Linked DNA regions of Mus musculus: region 1 is linked to region 2. A link is a loop called in an ENCODE intact Hi-C map of the cell type or tissue named here. Cell type or tissue: heart. All regions are shown on one strand.

What was found. Hi-C counts contacts between places; a loop is a spot of excess contacts. Peaks named below come from ENCODE experiments on the same cell type or tissue, not always from the same donor. Only the 100,000 strongest peaks of a DNase experiment are listed, where the experiment ranks them.
Region 1: a loop joins it to region 2, with 9 times the contacts of the local background. A loop is called at or near these places in 8 of 42 quality-filtered maps.

What each region holds. Positions count from the first base shown.
Region 1 is chr5:33,538,763-33,546,762 of GRCm38, forward strand. No RefSeq gene overlaps it. Among named protein-coding and RNA genes, the nearest start is that of Fam53a, 87 kb to the right of the region's middle. In heart, CTCF peaks have their summits at 3,300 (motif pointing right) and 4,797 (motif pointing left); no DNase peak of the experiment used is centred here; H3K27ac peaks cover 262 bases; H3K27me3 peaks cover 5,065 bases.
Region 2 is chr5:33,390,984-33,398,983 of GRCm38, forward strand. It overlaps Uvssa (UV stimulated scaffold protein A), which reads left to right. Exons shown (of 14, transcript NM_001081101.2): 6 at 761-873; 7 at 1,073-1,201. Among named protein-coding and RNA genes, the nearest start is that of Uvssa, 16 kb to the left of the region's middle. In heart, a CTCF peak has its summit at 3,015 (motif pointing right); a DNase peak (open chromatin) is centred at 3,018; H3K27me3 peaks cover 485 bases.

The sequences.
Region 1 (8,000 bases), 150 kb after region 2:
CCTGAGTGCCATTTGGGCTTGTCTAGTATTTGTGTCCCACCAAGGACAGCACTGAGTCAGTGGCTTCAAGTGCTTTGCAGGCAGCAGCCACACCACTCAGTGCTCTAAGGTTCACCACACAGCACTGAGCCCACTTCATGAGCCCTGGGGTGTTTCTTGGTTTCTGCTGTGAAGAGGCCCAGGACTATTTTCACCCAGAGATGGCCTCTAGACCCACTTGCCTCCCTCTTCTCTGACCCTGCAGGACAGGCGTTGAGCCCAACCTGTCCCAGACCCTCTCCTAAGATCCTGGGGTCGTGGACCCCAGGGGTGCAGTGAGTCTAGGCTGCTCTGCCAAGGAGCCAGAGATGATCTGGACAGAATGCTAATAAGCTGCCCAGCCCTTTGTCTACAGTGGCCACCATCCCTATTTCCCTCTGTGACAACACTCTTGGCAGAGAGGTTAAAAAACGAGTGAGAGGCAGGTGACAGGTGTAATCACCACAGAGCCTGCAAAATAACAACCCAACAAAGTGAGATCAGGGGCATCTCAGGCAAGAAAGGGTGCGGCTGCAGGTTCTATCTGTTCGGTCAAGGGCAATGGTGCAGTCCACCCCTGAGCACAGAAAGCCAGCTGGCTCCTAAGAAGAGGAATGTTCAGAAGGAGGTACTGGGATAGCTGGGTATATTTAGACAGGTGCTATGTGGGCTTGGGGCTATCCCTGACCCAGAGAATGGCCTTTCGGTCTCTGCACTATTGCATCTCTTCCTGCCCCAGGCAGGAAAGCAAAGAGGTGGGACAAAGACAACACACACACAAACATACATACACACACATACACACCCCTCCCCAATATCCCAAACAGTGGAGTAGGTAGGCATGAGGAAGCTGACCCGGGGATTCAGATGCAAGGGAGAAGGAGGGAAGAGAACACAAAAGGATAGGAGGGCCTCTGCAGGGAGAACTGGAGACTATCATCCATCAGTGTCCTGGGGCCTTGGGGTCTTCCCTGAAAACAGGCCCCATGCATATACAGATAGAAGGATATCTCATGCTTACAACTGAGTCTGAGCTAGGCTACCCTGATCTGTCACCTGTCCCAAAGCCAGCCAGGTGGCCCTTGGGTTCCAAGGGACCAATCTCCCTTAGGGCTAGAGTATATTAAGAGATGAGGTTGGAGCAAGATGGCAACTAAGGCCAACCCAAGAAAAAAGAGGATGGTGAGATCCGAAAGCAGGTCTGTTTAGGCCCCTCACGCCCCCCTGTAGTCCTGCTGTCCAAAGGGCGATGAGCCCCTGGGCGTGGCTACGAGCTCCCTCCCGGGCTGGTAACCGCTGCAGCATCATCCCACACCGCAAGCCTCGGCTCCACCTTAAATGGGTCTGATCAGCGCTGCACCGGTGAGCACATGCTAATATTGGCTCCAATAAAGAGCAAATCAGGACCCAAGTCGACTCGTCTTATCGCACAGTCAGAACTGATGGCTTCAGAAGTCATAAAGATCCCATTTAATCTCGCGCCTATCTATCACACGGCCGCCTTCATCCTCTTTGTGCCGGGGTAATATGTGCTCATTACGAAAGCAAAACAGATCTGGCATGAATAAACGCGGGATGAAGTGCTCACTCGCAACGTGACAGCATGATCAGTGGCGGCAGTAATCGCAGAGAATCGAGGGCTAAATTATTCCATAACCGTGATTTGAGGGGACAGCCCAGAGCACCCCATAGCTGCCTGCGGCACCATGACGTGTCCTGATAAAACATCCTTCCCAATTTACGGGGCCGCGCTTGACTAATCTGCCGCGGCGCGCACACTGTCTAATCATGCCATCAGCACGAGAAGGGGCTCAATTGGGACTCAAGTGGAAGGAGGCTGGAGAGCCACCCTCAATTGAAATTACATTTGTAAATGAGGCAGAGTTTTCTGTTCAGAGTGTGAATGTTACGGTAAATCTGCTGGAGGAGACAGCAGAGGCCTTAGGCTGATAGGGGACTGGAGGGGTGAGGGGACGCTGCAGGGGTGGGCAGGCCGCTACAGGTTCCCAGGGTGGGGGGACAGGGGAGGGTTAAGGACACTGTTACTGAGAGATGATGGCACCGTGGTCACAGGGGTGGATGCCAGGTCTGGTTTGCTAAAATAGAACCAGTTCTATCAGGAACCAAGGGTTGGCAGTGGGAAGGCCATAGGATAAATGAATGAGTGCCATGTTCTTCTCTGCCTTCCAGGGAAGGCCCAGCCAGCCCCCTTCTGAGTCTCTGTCCTGGCTACCTCCTTCCATCACCCTGTTGGTCAGTACATGTGTCTCTCCGGTCCCTGTGACTAAGGTAGTATGGTGGGGGCCCATCCACTCTCAGAGGCCGGTCTGGGTTGCTGAGGTTGGAGTCAGGAAGGGACTGGGCTCTGCTTGGTACAATGGGCCACATGCTCCAGGACCTTGGCATCTACCAAGGTCCAAGGGAACTCCCTGGAGATACTCAGTAAGAGGGTGAAGAGGAGGGAAAGCCTTAGCCCTAGAGGAGGCCATGACCACAGTGTTTAGATCCCAAGCTAAAGGGACCTTTGTGCCTGGACCCCTACTCCCCAGATGATGGGCAGAGCTTACACAGTGAATGGGGACCCTGTTTGCCAGACAGGGTGTTGTGTGGCAAAACCTTCCCTGAGAAGACACAAACACAGGTCTACACACCCCAGATGGGAAACCCATGACAGGCCATGGTACGATTACCACTCAAGTCCAATTTGGTGACCCAGTGAGTCTTATCACTTACAGAAATAAAGGTGGGGATTGCTTCCAAGTGCAGAAATGACCCAGAGATGACTACATCCTCAAAGCCAACCTCAGCATGGGACCACAAAGCTAGAACCTGAGCACACACTGCCCAGCCGGCAGGTAGCTCAACAGGTCGAGGATGTCCTTTCCAGGTGCCTCAGTTGGTCTAAACCTCTTCCAGGCAGCTCAGCGGGTTTGTGCGGCCTCCGGGCAGCTGGCCTGGTCTCAGAGTCTTCTTTGCAGCTCAGCATCCTTACTCTCCTAGGGAGGGATCTCTTGAATCTGATAAATTTCTGGGACTTCCTGAAGATATTTTAGGTTGTTTACCTTACTTTTTAAAGGGTTTCCCTGCAGGATGGAAGGGAGGAAAAATGTTAACACAACATTTAGTCTGGGCTGAGGGGTGAATATTGGGCTTCTGAGTTTGTTCTGGTCATATGCTATGTCCTTCTGGCTTAGGAGGTGGTTGGTGATGGTACCCTGGTTAGCTGATGGTGGCCTGGAAGTCCCAGAGGCCAGCACTGGCTGTGCCACCACATGGCCTGCAGAGGGCTCCCACTGCCTTGTCTGGCTGCCTTTGAGGCTGGCCAGACTGGCCCCCACAGCCAGCTAGGTAAGGTGGCTCAGGCCTCCTCACAGACCTTTATGTAAATCAAGGCCTAATTAGCCCATCCGGCATTGGTGTAGAATATCATTTTTTAATTACCGGCCCTGGGCAGGTTTGGCTGCTGCCTGTTGTGGGGCCAATTACCATAAATCCCCCGGTAACAATTAACAATGCTGGAGCCGGGGCGCGTAGCCAGTGTTATAATTGTGCTCGCTCTTGTTAATTGGCCTATCTGACTCTTTACTTTTTATGCCGCTCATCTGCTCATTACCGCAGCCATTTAATTCAATTAGCACCTTAATTAGAGGAACAGCCTTGTCCAATGTCGGGGCCTTGTCAGGGAGCCGGCCTGATGAGCAGAGACAAACACACCAGGCAGCACAGGGAGGCAGCACAGGGAACTGGGGGGCTGAAGGCTGCCCAGGGGGGGTACAGCTAGCCTTCCCCTTAGCCACTCTTGGGTACTAGAAGCCACCTTGGCATCCCTGCTCCTACCCGCCATGATCATAGCTCTACCCCTGAGCACTTCCACCCACCCAGGACATTCCACTGCATTGTGACCTTCGGGCACCCACAAATCTGCCCACACCCTCCATGTCTCTAGAGACACCAAGCCCCTGGACACCACCCCCAACTGAAAGGGCCCCCAGTGGTTTTGTTTTGTGCCAGTCTATTGAAGCCGCCATCGCCTGCCTATTAATTCTCCTAATTAGAATTAAATGAAGCATGCTAAATTGCTAGATTAACCAATAATTAAGCAGCCAACACACTAAAACTGCACACCCATGTGGCCAGCACCCCTCTGTCTCCCATGCCAGAGCCAGGGGTGGGGGTGGGTAACCATCAGAAGAGGCAGGTGGTGGTCTGAGGGCTACAGCTCCTGTGAGTGTGTATGCACAAGTGTGACTGAGTGTGTGGACAGATGTGGAAGGGAGCCCAATGTAGAAGCCCCACAGAAGCATGTGGGGCAGGAGGTGGGGTCCTGATGCAGTGTCTGGGGACCTAAGGACCTGTTTGAGGACACAGGCTCTAGAGGCACATAGACAGGGCCTCTAGGAAAACCTGAAGTGGTACTTTGGGGCAGACCAGGACCCTCCTGTTGCCAGGTGGCACTGCCACAGAGCTGCCAGGCCCCGGTTGCAAAGCTCAGACACAGCGGGAAGTCCCCAGCATCACTCCAGGAAGGAAAGGACAGCAGAGGGGAAGAAAAGCAACTATAAGGTTGCCCCTCAAGGAAATGCTAGCCCAGGAGCTTCTATCTTCATGGTCACCCTACCTCATCCAGTTTCAGCCGCTATGCCTGCCTCTGCCCTGCCTCCCTGCCACCCTGCCTTATGTGCCCATCAAGGTTCATCGTCACTGTCTACAGCCCCCAAAGCTTGTCAAAGCTAGCCAGTGGCTCACACAGTGCCACGTCTGTAGGGAGCCCCCTGGTGGCCAGTCTGGGCCCTGCTCAGCACCACACATGCCCTTGAGGAGGGTTCTCAAGAGCACTGTGTGACCCTCATCACCTTGTCTGCCACAGGAGCCAGGCACCCATCCAGGGTAAGGGATTCGAGCTAGTACCTCAGTCATCACAGAGGAGTGCAGTGTAGAGCCTTCAGCCTGCACGGTGAGATGCTCAGCCAGCATGGAGGAATGTACTCTGTACTCAAGCCAGTGTCAGGAGAAGGAGGTTTATACTCAAATCCGAACTGAGTGTTCTCAGTAATGTGCCATCTTTGAGACCATGGCTGACTGCCCAACCTTGGACCACCTTAGTTTCCCACACCTTATAAGGGGCAGCATCTCTAAGAGTCACTGTGAGGATTGTTTTGACATAGGTGGCCAATCACCTTGCATGGGATAGACTAAATGAACAACACATAAGAGTGATGTCCACATGGCCCCAAGATGCCTCCTGTTGCCACAGGAACAAGCTGAGACAGGGTCAGACAGGGGAGTCTCTGAAACTCCTTGTGTCCCCAGATCATGGTTTTACTGCCACCTGTGATTAGATATGATTCTGGGGAGGGGACACTCAGAGATCATTCAGGGCAGAGTCTTGGCTTCCTGCAAGGGCTTGGCCCCCACCCTGTGTGGCGGGGCCATCCATCCCCACAGCCCATCACATCAGGGCCTCGAGGCTGTAAACTTCCTCATAACAGCCGCTCCTGCAGCTGGAAGATATTGACTCTGAGGAGAAACAATGGCACGAATAAAATAAAAATAAAAAAGTTAATTATCCTTTGTGTTTGTAATTTAATTAAAGATGCAGTAAAGTTTTACTGTTTTTCCAGGTGATGATGTTTAGAGCTCCGAAAAGCTATTTGTGCTGGTGAGATTAAAGTGCATTTTAAAATGTTCCTCGAGTACTTTCACATTTGTTGATAGATTTTTAAATTAAACTTTAAATTGTAATCTAAATTACCTCCAACAATTCATGGCCCCTGTAATGAACTCCCACTGTTCCCGCTGTCATCCTCCGATGATGGACTGTGAATGGGGCTCCAGCCGCTTGCGCCTGAGGAACTGAAGCCAAATCAAACCCTCAGACGCCACACGCCAGACCAGGCAGGAGGGCAATCGCCCTGGCAAGGACCTCTGGGACACAGCTATTTGTTCTGGGACTGAGGAGACATCGGTCCCTGCCCTGGGGACCCCAGTCCCACAGCCTTATGCAAGGGTCTGAGCAGGGAGAACATGCATCTAACTAGAGACACCAGAAGCCTCCGGAGGCCAGAGGAGGACCACAGAGCTGGGAAGGCAGCTCAGAGCCAGAACCTGAGGCCAGGGTGACAGGGTGGCAGCACATCTCCACAGGGCAGACAACACTCCTGACAGCACATGGCCTCCACTCTAGGCGTCATCCTGCCCAGAGCAGGGTCAGCAAGGCAGGGTTCAGTCCAGAGTGTAACAGCCCTGCTCCTCCCAGGAGAAGTGGGAAAAAAAACGATCAAAATAAATTATGTATTGAAATTTCTCCAAACATTTTGCTAATTGTCTTTTTCCATTTCAGCTTGAGTTTTCTTCTAGTCCTGTGCATCGTTGCTGTGACTGACCAAGACAGGTTGAAGGCAGCTCGGGGGAGTTCAATCTCCTCAGCCAGCCAAGGAAAGGAAGAAAGGGTCAAGAAAGCCACTACATTCTGTTGCATGTGACCCTATACTGTCCACTGCAGTGACCTACTCTATGAGCCAGTGAGGCAGGAGAGAAGGCACCATGACACAAGGCTCCCAGCCATCACCTCCTTGGAAGGTGATGTGGTACTCAGCATGCAGGACTGAGGAGTCAGAATTTACACAGCTAGTCCCATTGCCAAGTCTCAGCCATGCACATCACCACAACTTGAATAACAGTCAACAGGTAGAGGCTCCTCCACCACAGCCAAGCAAGCAAGCAGGACATTCATACATGAACTGCCCAGGAGGCTTCTCTGATGCTTAGCCATAAAGATCAGAAGCTGTGCCCTGGCAGAGACTCCCTTGGGAGGCTGGTATTGGCTTCAGAGAACACCCTCAGCCAGGGCTATGCCCTAGGAATACCCACTGGCAAGTGTATGCTCATACTGAAAGGCCATAACTGGTGGGTGGGGTCAGCTGCAGAGTCATCCCAGCCAGGACCTCAAGACAACCTGAGCTTTGCCAAGACCTCTCACAGCTCAGCTCCTGCTACCCTTGTTCCCAAGCAGCTGTCAATCTAAAGCAGCATCCTGAAGACACATCCCTAGTTTCGTTGGTCCACTTCTCAGAATCACTAAGATCCAAACCTGGTGACAGGAGAAGCCATGGCTAAGACGGACTTCCCGGGAGTGCTGCTGGAACCCCACCTGTGATTCAGAGAGGCTAGGATACTCTTTGTCCATTACACAAGTGGGAGCAAGTCTGCAGTGAAGGAAAATTGAGGAGCTACCATGGGGAGAGACACTTTTGATAAGCCAGACAAACACATATGACACCCCCAGGGACCTCCAAGGATGTTGCTCAATCTGCATTACCAGAACAAGCCAACAGTGGGTGTGGTCTGGGGGCAAAGTCCTGCCCAGCTTTAAGCCATGGTCAAATGTAGGCTGTGGGCTGCGGGGAGGTGGTTCCAGGGTGTATCCATTACTTTTCTTATTGCTGAAAGGTTGTTCCTGACAGATGGGAAGTCAGGGGAGAAAGGATTGACCCCAGGTTGCAGTTTCTAGGATGTAGTCCATTGAGAGTAGGCATGGTGACTGGAGTGGGATGTAGCAGTGCCTTCATACATGACACTAACCAGAGAGCATAGAGCTCAGATCAGAATAAGAAATAGCTATTACCTTCAAAGCCTGTCCCCAATTATCTATTTCCTTCAAGCAAAGGCTCCACAACTTTCAGACTGGAGCACAGCTAGAGACCAAACATTCAGACACATGAGCCTATGGCAGACAGTTCAAACCCAAGCCATCACAAGAGGAAGAGACTTCTATGGCCTGATTCCATCCCTTCACCAAAGGATATATACCTCTCACTCAGCAAACCACACTCTGAGAGAGGGGCAAACACTTCAAAGACCAATCGACAAAAGGCCCAGGTAGATCGTGACCACATTCAGGGCAGGAGCAACTGTGGTCCAGGTAAGACACATGTCTATCTTGTGGTGGAAACTGGGATTTGCAATCCATCTCTGTGAGGACA
Region 2 (8,000 bases):
GTGGGATATGGTTGAAAGGGCCTGGAGCTCTCCAGATTCCACAGCTTCAAGTTTGTGTCTCTGAGGCACTGCACCTTGCCTCGTACTCATCCAGGTGCTAGAGAGGTCCTTTCTAGAGGCCCTGCCTAGCAGGGCTTGTGAAAGAAATGAAGGACCTGTCAAGGAAAGGCAGAATGGCAGGGGTCACTGAGACCCTGGGACTAAGGTGAGGGCAGTCCTGAGAGAAGAGGCAAGAGAAGGCGGCTCTGCGAGATCTAGCCCTCTGGGTGGGAAGCCATGTCTGCATGGAGCCAGAATGATTGAGATTAAAGACTGTTTTCTCTCAGTGTCTGAGACCAGCTAGGAGTCACGTTTCCAGTGGGTTTAATGGCCTCTGCTATGTGTCCAGCCTCAGCATCCCTCTGTGACTTTCTGTCTTAGTTTGGGTTTTACTGCTATGAAGAAACACCATGACCAAGGCAATTCTTATAAAGGACAACATTTAATTGGGGCTGAGTTACAGGTTCAGAAGTTCAGTCCATTGCCATCAAGGCAGGAGGCACAGCAGCATCCAGGCAAGCATGGAGCTGGAGGAGCTTAGAGTTCTACATCTTGATCCAAAGGCAGATAAGAGAAGACTGGCTTCCAGGCAGCTTGAAGGAGGGTCTCCAAGCCTACCCCCACAATGACACACTTCCTCCAACTAGGCCATACCTCCTAATAGTGCCACTCCCTGGGCTGAGCATATTCAAACCACGATACTTACTTTGCCTTGTTTTAGATGGTCTGAAGGTTCAGGAGAATGAAGACAACCTTGCTGTGCTCCATGCTGCTCGGGACTCGCTCAAACTCATCCAGAACAAGTTTCTGCCAACTGTGTGCTCCTGGGTCCAGGTGAGGCAGGGCATTCGGCCTGCAGCAGTGAACTTGGGCTGAAAGCCCAGGCAAGGCAAGGCTGTGGAAGGCAAGAACACTGTCCTGGGTGGGAATGAGCATTCTCCCTCTCCCTGGCACCCTGTCTCTTCCTACAGGAAGGGGCATGGGCTGTCTGGGGACTGTCCGGAACCATTGTGAGTCATTCTTTGTTTTACAGCGGTTTACCCGTGCAGGGACCTACAGTGCACATTTAAAACAGGCCATTGACCTGAAAATGGAACTGGAACTTGCCCTGAAGAAGTATGAAGAACTGAACATTGAGCCTGGGAGAGGACAGAGGAGCAGGGTGAGTTCAGTTCATGGAGCTGAGGCTGAAAGGTCCCAGGACTCTCCACTCGGCCATTTGAACAGTCAGGCGTCATCAGATTCAGAGGATTCTGGCTTTTTCCTTACTAAGTTCTGTGATGGGAGTTTCAGATCAGCCTCTCCCAAGAGAGGACCCATCTGCTCTTCTTGGCTTGGGATTCTGTCCTGTCCCTCAGCAAGTCTTCCCATGAAGTCATTCATGCCATGGTCGCTACATTCCTGCTGTTGGTGTCTGTTCAGCCAAGGATACTTTGAAAGTACTGAAAACCCATGTGTCAAGGGCTCCTCCCGAGACCCCCAAAGAATCAGGCTGTGTTAAATAGGTGGGGACTTCTGGGGAGTTGCTAGCAAATAGGGACTCGTGTCTTTGGGCAGGTCGGGCAAAATAAAACCTACAGAGTGCTCAGGAGCAGTCAGAGATGAGCATGAACACCGTGCACTTTGGGTGGAGACCTGAAGACTGCCTGTCTGTTAGGCCAGGTTGTTTGTGAGCAACAACAGGGTACTCTCATGATTCAGGGGGCTGGCAAGGTACTGTATCTCCCCAAGTGAGGATCTGGAGTTAAAATAGATCAGAGAGGGATACATGGGTCCTTTTGCTGAGGCTAGAGAGATGGGAGTCCAGGCAGGGCCAGAGAGAGGTGAAGAGGTGTAGGCATGTGTTCTGGGTGCCAGTTGTGAGCAAAGACACAGTCCTGTAGTGACCTCGGGGTCACAGAGGCCGTCCATGCGAGGTACGCTGGAACTGGCTGGAAGGCAGAGTACATTGCTGCGCCTGGAGGAGGCGCTGCCCTCGGAGGAGTAGGAGTAGAGCGCCTGTATCTGGGCTACATGGGACTGGCATTCTGCATAGGTGACCACAGAGCTGAGGGGATGGCTGGTCTTAGGGGAGTTGGGTCTTGGGATTTAGTTGAAAGACACAAAACTGTCACAGTCCAGCCTCTCTGTGTCACCCAATTCTTTCCAGAACTCCAAGCTCATCATCATCCCATGTTTCTCTCAGCTCTCAGTTTCTCTCAGTTTTAACGTGTGTGTGTGTGTGTGTGTGTGTGTGTGTGTGTGTGTGTGTGTGTGTGTGTTCTCTCCTTGTACCATGTAGGTCCAGGGACAGGACTCAAGTCCTTAGCAAGTGCCTTTTCCTGCTGAGACATCTCACTGGCTCCTCTCAGCTGGTTTACAGAGAAAACAGACATCAGAGCTGCCACATCCCCATGGACTCCTGTTCTGAACCCAAATCCCAAACCTGAACTGTGAGCTTAGTCCCTGACCTTGCCTTAGTGCAGAGATTTTCAACATGTGGGTTGCGACCATTTGAGGGGTCAAATGGCCCTTTCACAGGGGTCACATATCAGATATCCTGCATATCAGATATTTACATTATGATTCATAAGAATAGCAACATTACAGAAGTGAAGTAGTAAGGAAACAACTTTTTGGTTGGGGTCACCACAACACAAGGAACTGTAAATGGCAGCATTAGGAAGGCTGAGAAGCACTGCCTTAGAGGTTAGTGGTTCAACTGACCTGGGCAGTCTGACTTATAAATTCTATTTTGGAAAGTAGCTTTGAGGTGGACTTAACTCTGTCTTTACTGAGGGAAAGATCGGATTTGAAGCCATCCATTGCTCCAGCCTAAAATCAAGAACACTCCATGTCTAGCACCATGTTGACCAGTCTGTGGCAGCCAGTAGGTACATTGAAGATACAGTTCAGGTGCTGGAGCCAGAGGACACAGGAGGGAGCTCTTGACTTTTGCAGCTGTTTGATGGTCCCAGCTTTGCAGAGGTCGTGTGTGATGTGGGCCAGCAGAGGGCGACCTCGCTCCTCTTTCAGTCAGCCAACGTGCTTGAGTTTATGGCAATCATGGGAATACAGTGCCATAATTGAGGCTGTCTGGCAGTGTGTGGTATGTGTCGTTAACAGCTTATGAGAGTTACATTTTGTTATGTTACCTAGCTAAGTCAACTTTATTAATTTTGAGCAATATATTTACAGCGGAGAACATTTCTATAGCCACGAGGAAAGTGACAACTCTGGCCCTCACTGCAGCTGTCAGGAAGAGTTTGTTTTCTCTCTAAACTCAGTGTCCGTAGTCATCAGCGATCAGTTTGGCCAAGGCTGCGCCATATGGGGCTACCTTTCAGGGTGACCTAACAACCAGCCTGTGACGTGAGGCCACGTCACTATTATGTTGTGTACCCCATTTCCTCCCTGAAGAACTCATTCTGTGGGACAGTCACCTTGCTAGAGGGCCTTGGCAGTGTAGGAACATCCCTGGATAGCTCGTACTCCAGGGAGTGACCACAGAGCTCTGAATACTCTTGGGTAGTACAGAAGGGTTTTGCCAGGCCTAGGTATTGCTAGCCTGCATTTCCTTACTGGGACCAACAGCAGTGTTGGGGCTGGCAGGACTGCAAGCCCTAAGGGTCTTAGCAACCTGGCTGTTCTCCTTGCCTTGCAGCTTTGTCAGGAAGGTAAAGCTGGGTGGTGGTGTGTGCTGTTGCCTTACCCTCGTCTCTTATCTCCATATTTCCTGACTGCTGAGTGGTTGGCTGCTAGAGGAGACCTGGGCAGTCTTCTTCTGACCTACAGGGCACTCATGAGGCCTTTGTGGGTGATGGTGAAGACATGCAACCTCCTGGGTCAGGGTTCTGCGTTTAGTTCAGCCAGCTTCAGGGGCAGCAGCTTGCATTCCCAGAGCCCAGGTCAAAAAAAATCCATGTTGTGTGCTTATACCGCAATGTATGGTAACAGCCATGCATTCAAGGCAGCTGAGTGGAAACTGGATCTGGATATAGAAGCTTGTCTTCCCAATTACTTGAAAGGCTGAGGCAGGAGGATCATTACTTCAAGACCAGCCTTAGTTATAGAGTGATTTGAAGGACTGACTAGGCAATTTAGCAAGCCCTTGTTTCAAAATACAAAGAGTCCTGGGGATTTAGCTCAGTGGTAGAGTGCAGCTTAGCATGTTTGAGGCACTAGGTTTAATCCCTAGTATTACACCAAAAAGAGACTAAGTAGCTTGCCCTGACTCCTCTTAGCTGTCCTAATCCAGCTGCAGTCCTAGATTTCTGTTGTGGCGTAAGGGGTATTGGGCTCATAGTAAGTCATCACTGGTCATAGCATGACTATGTCAGTACTTTGGCTGCCAGGACTGAGGGCAGTTTCACTGGCCATCTCCTAACTCCCATGAGACACAGGCATGAGAGTGGAGACCCAGCACTGTAACACTGTGAATGCAGTTTTTCTGTGGTACACAGTGGGCATTCAGGTTGATGTGATACCCAGGGTCTGTCCTCTTTCCACTGTCCACTCAGTGGCTGCTAGCCTGTTCCTACCCAGATTAGTACCCCTTGTGCATCTCAGCAGATAGATGGCAGCCTCACAGCTGAAGCCTGGCTACTTCCATTTGTGCCTGCAGGACCTGCTGTGAAGGCAGGCCCTTCACGGTGTTATGGGAGTCCTCTGGTCACATACATAGGTCAGCACATTAGCCCAGGCCTGAGAAGGTGGTAGCCCTTGGATTGATGATGCCCTCCGTCCCTTCAGTAGGAAGGCAGGTATTGCTCAGCGCTGCTGTCAGTTGAATGGACACTTCCCAGACCTGTCTCTACAAACTGATTTTTAACGAAAGGCACTGTTCTGAAGTCCTTGGAGATTTTGCTTGCCGCAGCTGGAGAGCGAGTGAGTCGCTGTCTGTAGATGAAGTGATTGGCGGCTCCCGGTCTGTGAGTGGCAGCGCCCAGGCTCAGGTGAGCAGTGCTTCTCAGAATAGATACAGCAACTGCCTATCTGCACATCGCCCGCCCTTCCTGCAGCTGGTGGGCAGCTCCTTGCAAGGTTGCTGCACCACAGTGTCTTGTGGGGGAAGGGCATGGAGAGGGCTAATGAATGTCTATGTTAATTAGAGCTGTTTTAATTAGAAATCATGATGAGGTGTTCACTAATTTCCAAATAAAATTTACGGAGGGTTGAAATCATTTCCTAGTGTTTCCCCATTTAGCACGGGATTGGCATCGTTAACTCCTCATGTAGAACAGGCTGAGCGAGGAACACTAATTCAATAATGCATGATTTAAACATTTTAGAACTTCTAACAAATGTGTGAGATTGAAACAAATACAGTAATGCCAGTCATAAACAGCAGGTGAGACTTGGTATGGGTGCAGGCTGTCTTTGGAAGGCTGGGTGGGGACAGGCTGCGCTGGTCCAGCCTGTTCCCCCCTGGCATCCATGGAGTCCAGCCCCTTTGAATGTTGCTATTTGTTTCTGTGCAGTATTGCTTTCCTTTTGACACAGATGGTCTGTCTTCAGAAATACTTAAACCAGTTTAAACACGTCTAAGCATTTGCCTTACAGAGTGTGCTCCCTTCAGCTCAGTTTGAAGGCAGGCTGGGGATAAATCTCGAGCGGATCAATGTGCAGGGCCATTTGGTCGAGTTGGTTTCCACTGCTCTGTTACAGAAGAGCTGTAGTAATCCATGGCGGCCTCATTATTTACACTGATAAAAATCCTTTGAAAACTTTTAAATTGCCTGCCTTTTCATTATGTAGCTCTGATCATGGTTAGCTTGTATTGTGTAATTAACAAAATACGAATTCTCACCAAGTGGTGCTCAGAGCGGTGACTTCAGACATCGGCAAGTCTGACTTGTCAGCAGCTGGTCTTCCTTCCTGGACTGTTGGTCTACTTGTTCATGTGATTATAAATGCATCTTTGTGCAAGTCAGTCTCGTGGGCCATGTGGCAGCCACCCTGATGGATCCATGGTCTCATCTTCGCTCTCTTGCAGCAGTGGGAATCCGTCTGTTTGGTGCACGCTGTGCAGCGTTGCTTGTTTTCTGGGTTGGGTGCTCGCCAGCCTGCCTTTCAGATCAGTCTCACTCCCAGGCTTATGGGTGCTACACTGGGAGCTCCCCAGGCCCAGATCCTCCCCTGCAGGAAGGCTAAGTTAAGAAGGCTCCCTGGGCTCTGCAGGATTTGCTTCTTGTAGGTGAAAAGGACAGAAGCAGAAAACCCAGGGAATGAAATGTTGAACCGTCAGGCACACTCGGGGAAAGCAGGGAAACTAAATCAGCCTGCGGGACCTTGTGCAGCAGCAGGGCCCGTAAACAGCCTCCTCCTCAGGGCTATGCTCCCTCCATCACACTGAAGGCCAAGCACGCCCAACAGCAGAGAGTTGGGAGGGGTTTGAACACAAGTTCTTATGAGATCAGCTCACAAGGATGGCAGAAAACAGCTCAGCAGCCTCTGGACCAGCCTATACCCTCCCACCCTCCACTGTATGAATCTAGTCTTGGTTTCCCTGGCTCCAGTGTCCAGCCCAATCATTTGTCTTTCCGGAATGAGCTAGCTCTCAACACCTTCTCACATGTTACCTCTTTACTCTAGGAGTACCCCTATTAGATTATTTCCTCCATTTTACAGTTGAGAAACCAGTCCAAGGATGTATGAGTCCTGGCCCCTCCTGAAGCCCTAGATGGAGAGGATGCCTGATGAACATGGCCCAGTATCTTTGAGGCAGGCCACACAGCATAGCATGGCCTCATGTTTCCAGAGGCTAGCCACCTGCTCTCACCTGAGGTGGGAACCAAGGCACAGAGAGGGACCTGCTCTAATCCTAGAAGGAAGCTGTTAGTTGTAGGCCCAAACAAGAGAGGATATTCTTCTCTCTTGTGTGGTTGGCCTTCTCTGCAAACTCCTAGGAAGAATGCTTAGTGCTTTCACATTTCATTGGATGTTAAAGTGTGGAGTTCACATAACCTCATTCATGATAACTCTCCCTGCCTCTGATCATTCACACAGCCTTGTCATTGAGAGCATGTATATATGGTCCCCAGAACAGGCTAGTTACATTAGAAAACCCAGAGCACCTTGCCGGTGGCCACCTAGGCTACCAGCCCTCAGTTTGATTGACAGCATCTGACTCCCTAGCTGTCTTGCTAACTTTTTGTTTGGATCTAGCTGAGAATTCTAGCCTTAGCCTTGCTCCGGAAATGGACTTCTAGGCATATGTGTCCAGGTTTCTTGCCTCATACTATGTAGTAGGCTAACCTCAACCCTTGGGCCCCACTTCTAGGAAGTTCTCTGACAGTGGGGTTCTTCGTCAAACTGAATTCTCAAGGGTAGGTTTTTGTGGACTGTTCTAGGAGGAGATTAGGAGAGAGAGGAGGAGGAGGAGAAATGCCTGCCCCTGTGTGTCCTGCAATGCTGTTTGTTGTGAAATCTTTCTTGTGAGTATGGTCTTTACACGTTGAGAGATGGTCATTCCAGAAAATGATGTTTTGCTCCAGCCTAGTTTTTTGGACTTGAGTGTATGCTCTGGTGCCCTGCTTGCATCTGGGCAGGTTTGACTCAGTGCTGGCCCTTCTGGCCACCAGGTGCCTGTTCTGTGTTATCACGTGGTCAGCACCACAACGCCCTCTGTCCTCTGAAGGTGCGTCCCTGGCAGCCGAGATGCACATGAGATATTGGCCTGGCCGGGCAATTTGCACGCCCTTCCAGGGAGGGCATTAGCATATAAATAGCAGATGCAATGACGGCCATCACAGCTGAGCACGTTTAATTTTTAGTTTATAAGATAGAATGGGTTTTTAAATGCATAGCCATCAAGCCGCTGAAAGACAAATGCAGTTTGGAACTCACTTGTCTGACGAGGCCTTACATCATTTTTTTTTTAAAAGGGAAATAGACACACATAAAACTGAACAAAAGTGATTTCTTGGGTGAAAAGTAATTGAGATTGCGCACCAAGTTAATTAGATCGCACAAAATTTATT